Linked DNA regions of Homo sapiens: region 2 is linked to region 1. Evidence: chromatin loops called from intact Hi-C (ENCODE). Cell type or tissue: sigmoid colon. All regions are shown on one strand. Links, peaks and the distances in the headings refer to the core of each region. The heading gives the core; the rest is flanking DNA. Region 1 has its middle 290 kb from the start of ZMIZ1-AS1. Region 2 overlaps ZMIZ1 (zinc finger MIZ-type containing 1).

What was found. A loop is a pair of places that touch in the nucleus more often than their neighbours do. Peaks named below come from ENCODE experiments on the same cell type or tissue, not always from the same donor. Only the 100,000 strongest peaks of a DNase experiment are listed, where the experiment ranks them.
Region 2: it touches region 1 in a loop (2.5-fold over the local background); 7 of 110 quality-filtered maps call a loop at or near these places.

What each region holds. Positions count from the first base shown.
Region 1 is chr10:78,776,256-78,779,161 of GRCh38, reverse strand. No RefSeq gene overlaps it. Among named protein-coding and RNA genes, the nearest start is that of ZMIZ1-AS1, 290 kb to the left of the region's middle. RefSeq lists an enhancer at 1,295-2,182. In sigmoid colon, for the core only: no CTCF peak of the experiment used is centred there; DNase peaks (open chromatin) are centred at 1,091 and 1,511; H3K27ac peaks cover 765 bases.
Region 2 is chr10:79,183,589-79,186,494 of GRCh38, reverse strand. All of the region lies in intron 4 of ZMIZ1 (zinc finger MIZ-type containing 1), which reads right to left. Among named protein-coding and RNA genes, the nearest start is that of ZMIZ1, 120 kb to the right of the region's middle. RefSeq lists enhancers at 671-1,430, 1,630-2,829. In sigmoid colon, for the core only: no CTCF peak of the experiment used is centred there; no DNase peak of the experiment used is centred there; H3K27ac peaks cover 2,404 bases.

The sequences.
Region 1 (2,906 bases), core at 109-2,608:
AAATCACACAACCAAGGCAAGACCCAGGGGGCAATTTTTTGGAACTGGTTTGACCCCAGTTAGCCAGACAACCTTGGGTACTTTCCTTCTCACCGTGGCCCCAGCTTGTTCATCTGTAAAATCAGAGTCGGTGACTCAATGGGGAAAGTGCAAGGGAGCCGCTACAGGGGGCACCATTCCTGGATGGATTTGCGGGTGGGAAATGTGGTCAGGGATGGGGCTGCCTTGCACCCGACTCCTTCCTCTCCTGGCATAATCTTTTAACCAGTGTGCTTTGGCATGAGGGGTTTGCTCTGCCCAGAGTATCCTGCCCTCCAGCTCTGACCCTGGAAATCTGATTGACCCCATCCTCTCACCCAGCTCCCATCTGTCCTCCTGGTGAGAGAAGCCTGCCATGCTCTCTTGGGCTCATCAGGTCCCTCTGTCCTCTGATCCCGGGTAACAGCGAAGGTCTACCCAGCACCCCACTCAGGTAGCCAGAGGGTGCAGAGCCGGACAGGACAGGGGTTCTCAACTTCCACCCAAACTGTGCACTTCCTTAGGGCAGGAGCCATGTCTCCCCAGCATCAATCCTTCCACAGGGCCAGCTGTGGCCAAAGCAGGAGCACAGGATGCATGCTGCAGGGGCGCCATGCAGAACGAGGTGTCCAGGCAAGATATCCAAGACAAAAGGCTTGGATATCTTACAAATCCGGGGGGTTTGTTAGCGCATGGGAAATGGACTCCAGGAGAAACGGAACATCTCATTTCTAGGAGGATGCAATTAAATACCAGACTTCTCCTCATAAAAAGACACATCCTATCCAAAGAACAATCAAAGACACCTCTTATGGAGAGCAAGGGTCTAGCCCTGGCACTGCCCTGGGCCCCCTGGGTGAGCTGCCTGCCCGTTTGGACTTCGCATGCCTCATTTTTCTCTGGTGTGGCATGAAAGGAGGTCAGCCATGTCCACCTCTCATCTTCAGCACTGCAGGTCTCAGTGTCCTCACCAGTGGCCACGATGCCTGCTAGGGGTGGAACGTGCTGGGCTTATTCTCTTGCCTGACTCTGCCTGTCCACCTTGGCATCCCCTAGCTTGCCTTGTGGACAGCCCAAGGGATCGCTGCTTTCCCACACAGCCTCTTGCACCAGTCCAGTGGCTCTGACGTCCAGAAAATGTATCATGCTCATTCCCACTGGACTCCTTGTTAGCCTAACCCTAGGGTGAGCAGCAGAGGGGGAAAAAGTTAGATTTTATAAAGCAAGAGAAGCAAGCTTATGGGGAGAGTGCCTGCTGCATGTTTGCCTTCTCTGTCCTCATCCTGGGGCTGGGACGAGGGGAGGTGGATGGAGTGCTGGCTGTCACCAGGCAGGGCCTGGCCTGGTGTTGGTCCCAAGCTCTGCCTCTTTAAGAGAACCCTGGGGCCAAGATTTATTGGCTGCTGCAGTCCTGCTGCGTGTGTGGCTTTGGTATTTACAGGCCTGGGGAAGGCTGAGGTCTTCCTTCCCAGACTACACAGCTGAAGTGAGCTGGAGTTTGGGCAGAGAATGGCTGCCATTCATGCTGGAGTTTGCAGCAGAACTTGGTGTGCAGCCCAGGGGAGCAGGCGGCCTTGTACTTATAATAGCTCAGTCCTAGGACGGAAATCCCACCCTCCGGGTTCAGACAGGGAGGGGAAGGGAGGGGCCACTTGTCCCCTCCATGTGCCTGGGCACCCATGCCAGGGTCCAGCTGGGGGGCAGGCAAGAGCTGTTGCCTGAGGGTCTACCTTGTGGATGCAGGCACTAGAGACGCAGCAGTGAGGAGGGCAGGCAGGATGTGCCTCAGGAGCTGAGACCAGGAGTGAGATGCCAAAGCAGGTCACAGATTAAATAATGCAGAGGCCACCCGTGCATACTGGGATGTCCAGGGCGGACAGGGTCCCCTTGGCCAGGGCACCTCAGCTCTGAGTCTTCTGCTTACCTGGGGAGTGGTAGGAATGGCATCTACCTCATAGGGTTTTGCAGGGCTGAAACAATGTAATTAATTAATGTAATTAAATAATGTAAATAAATCGTGTAATTAAATAATGCATGCAAAAGGCCTGACGTAGTATTCCATAATGGTTCTTATTTTTACCATAGCCATGGCTGCTAATTGTTAGGGAAGGTAAACTAACACTGCTTCTTAGCCATGGGGTGCTGTGGGCGGAGCACTGTGAAGACCTCGTTTCAAATCTCATCCTTCCTCTTTCTGATGCTGGGACGCAGCACACATCACTCAGGGTTGGAGGGTGCACTGGTGGGTGCCTCGTGATCACAGCCAAGTCAAAGAAACAGGACCTACTGTGTATTGAGCACTTGCTATAAATCAGGAGCCAAGTTAAGCATGTTATCTGCTTTATCACATTTTTAATTTATTGTTAACTTTTTATCATGGAAAATGTATGCAAAAATGGAATAGCGAGGGCCTCCCTTATACTCACTACCCAGCTTCAATAACAATTGGCATTTTTTGTTGTTGTTGTTTTTAAATCAATTCCTCCTGCTTTTCTTCTTTTTCTCTTCCTTCCCCCTCTTTTTTCCTCCTTTTCTTCTTCACTTCATCATTCTCTGCTGGAATATCTAAAGCAAACACCCAACATTGTATCACTTCACCTGTAAATACGTCAGTATGTGTTGCTACTAGTTAAAATATTTTTAAACTGAAACCACACATCTATTATCATACCTTAAAAAGTAAGCAATAATTTTTAACATCATCTAATAACCAGTCTGCACATCATCTCATTTAATCCTTCAAATAACCCACTGGAATTCAAAATATGACTGCTCCCATCTTTCAAATGAAAATTGGAGTGAATGAGATATTTAAGTAACTTGTGCACAGTCCCCCAGCTCACATGACAGCCACACAATACCTGCCTCTGAGCCTTGTTCATTTCTTT
Region 2 (2,906 bases), core at 251-2,750, 410 kb before region 1:
AAAGACCCGCTGGAAATCCCAAATGGGGCTAAAAAACACTGGAGGCCCCACCAAGCCCCTTCCTGCCCAGGGCTTCTAGCAGGCACACAGCCTGGGACACGCCAGTCTGTGGGGGCCGGTGAAAAACCCCGGTGGGTCATGTTTTTCTCCTGTGGAAGTGCAAGGACAGGAAGAGAATTTGTTTAAAATTACTTACGGAACAGAGAGTCACTTCGAGGTAAAAAATTAACTGCTTAGATCACCCAAAGTGACCCTGAGAGCACAGACCATGGGACAGACCAGGGGAGGGCTTGGACAGGATCCAGGGCCAGGCAGTTGTTCAGATGGGAAGACCCAGGCCCAAAGGGCGTGGGTGGTGGGTGTGTGTCTGGTATTTGGACCCAAGTCTCTTCACACCCTTTCCCTCCTCTACAGTGCCCTCAAAAACATCCAGGGACCTGAAAGTGAACACTGGCCACATTTCTCTCTTCCTTCTTTCCTGTTTGGTTTTGTCTCCTAACAGTAACTCTTGGGGTCATCGGGCCTGGCTGGGACTCCTCGCTACTCCTTAGACAGCCTCGAAACCTCCTGAACCAGGTGAGAGTTCCAGCCTCCCTGTACAGGGAGCAGATGATGGACAGGAATGGACACAGACACTCCAGATGCTGCCCAAACCTTGACTGCTCCAGGGTTATTCCAGGGGGATTCTTTTCTAAAACCATCTCTTCCAAGGTCCAGTGTTGTCAGCAACTGAAGATTCATCCACAATCCTCCAATGGCATTTAAAAGTCAAAGTGAGTAAAGACAGGCCTGCTCCAAAAACCCTCCCTTCACTCTCAACTCTGCAAATCTGTGGATCAAATTTCAAGCCACTGTTGAGGGAGGAGAAGATACAAAGGCTGTGACCTACCCCGGACATAGCGATCTGGTGGCTGAGACCCTCTGCTTTCCAAATATAAACCTGCTTGTTTTATTTCTGCTGACAGCTGAACAAGGAAAAAAAAAAAGATGTAGAAGTCCTTTCCCTTCTGGCTCCAGTCAACAATTGGAGAGAAGGACTTGGAGCCCCAGCTGGCATGGGAGGAGGATAAATAAGAAAAAACAAAACATGTCCTTGTGCTACAGTGGAATGTTTTAAAAAGAGGTGAAAAGCACAAGGTCAGGGGCAGATTGCATTTTCTATCGTTTCAGCAGGCTCAGGGAGAAGGCAGGATGCTGCCGACTCAACAATTTTGGGGCGAATCCGTTTTGGAGGGAACTCATTTCGGGGGGAGGGGGGCGTCTTAACAGCTAAAGTGCTGTGGTTTCCTTTCCTGGGAACACACCGGTTTCCCTGGCAACAGAGAAGTCCAGCCTCCAAAGTTCTGATGGGAGACCAAGGCTTGGCCTGGGATGCTCCCGACAATTATCCACAGCCAAGGCTTCACCGTCCTGCTCGCCTGGGCAGTGAGGTGGGTAGGAGAGGTGCAAAAATGTTGGCTCTGCAAAAATATGGGCTCTGGTCCCCGTCTCTCCTGCCTGCACTTGTGCAAGCAGCTACTCATCCCTAGATTCATCACTTTGCAGGGCTTTATGGCTGAGCAGGTAAAAATCCAGGAACTGCTTGGAAGCAAGCCTTCATCTGACAGCAGCTGAGGACCCTGAGGAGGCAGTAAAGACTCGGGGACGGGCAGCAATGGATCAGCAAAGGCCAGGCTTCATGCAGAGCACACTTTGGCCCTTGTGCGGCTGGCACAGGGGAACTGGATCAGAAGAGCAGGCTGGGATTTCTAAACTCATCTCTCCCTCCATTCACACTCGCTCACACGGCTCCATTGGCATCTCCTAGACATAGAGCCCATCTTCCCAGAGAGAAAGATTGAAAGGTCTGGCCTGGAAAGACACAGTCCATGGATCAGGTGTGGGAAGGCAGAGAGAGGTGAGTGAGGATCAGAGGGAGGAGAGGAGGCAGAGAGGGGGCGGGTGATTGCATTTGCAGGGCACTTATCCGGGCGCCTCTGGGAGCTGTGCTAAGTGCTCCACACACATTATCTCATTTAATTAGTTCTCCAGCTGCCAGGTGGGGCAGGCACAATTATCCCTCAATAGAGGGAATTGAGGGGTTAAGTGACCTGCCCAAGGCCACGCAGTAAGTGCATGGCAGAGCCATGAGTCACACCTGCCAGTCTCCAAGGCCTATTCTCACGCTCACAGCTCACAATGCTGTGTGTGCACATCGGGAGAGGGGTGGAAGGAGAGGCAGGGGCAGGGAGAGCCACTCTGGCCAGCGCTTTCTGTCCCTGATGGTGGAAGGAAGACAGAGGTTCCTGGAATCCTCCCCTCTGCTCACCTCCCCAGAACCTCCCCTTTTCTTCTAAACATTCTGCACACTGTCCTCCCACAGGAAGACAGGCCACGGAGCAGAGCCACCTGGAGGCTCTGAACCAGAGGCCCTGTCCAGTATCCCACCTCAAGGCACCGAGGCAACGCTGGCCGACGTTTCCTGAGGGTCTGATATTGCACCCTTCATCTCCTTTAAACAACCCTATGAAGTAGACAGGAATAGTCCCTTTTATTGAGAAGGCACTGGAGGCTAAGAGAGTGTCATGAGTATGTCCAAGTTCACAGAGCTAATAAGGGGCACAGCTGGGATTCCAGCCCTGGTCTGACCCCAAAACCCAGCCCTTAACTGGTGATGATGATGATGATAGGATAACAGCCGTGCCTTCCTGAACTCACTATGTCCTCTGCCCTGCTTGAAGCACTCTGCAAATATTGATTTGTTTTATTCTTTCAACCATCCCACATAGTACACGATATAATTAGCTCCTTTGCACAGATGGGAAAACTGAGACACAGCATTGAAAGCAACACAGCCAAGGGCATTGCTAGTAACTCACAGTGCCAATGTTTGAACCCAACCAGGCAGACTTCAGAGCTCACGCTCG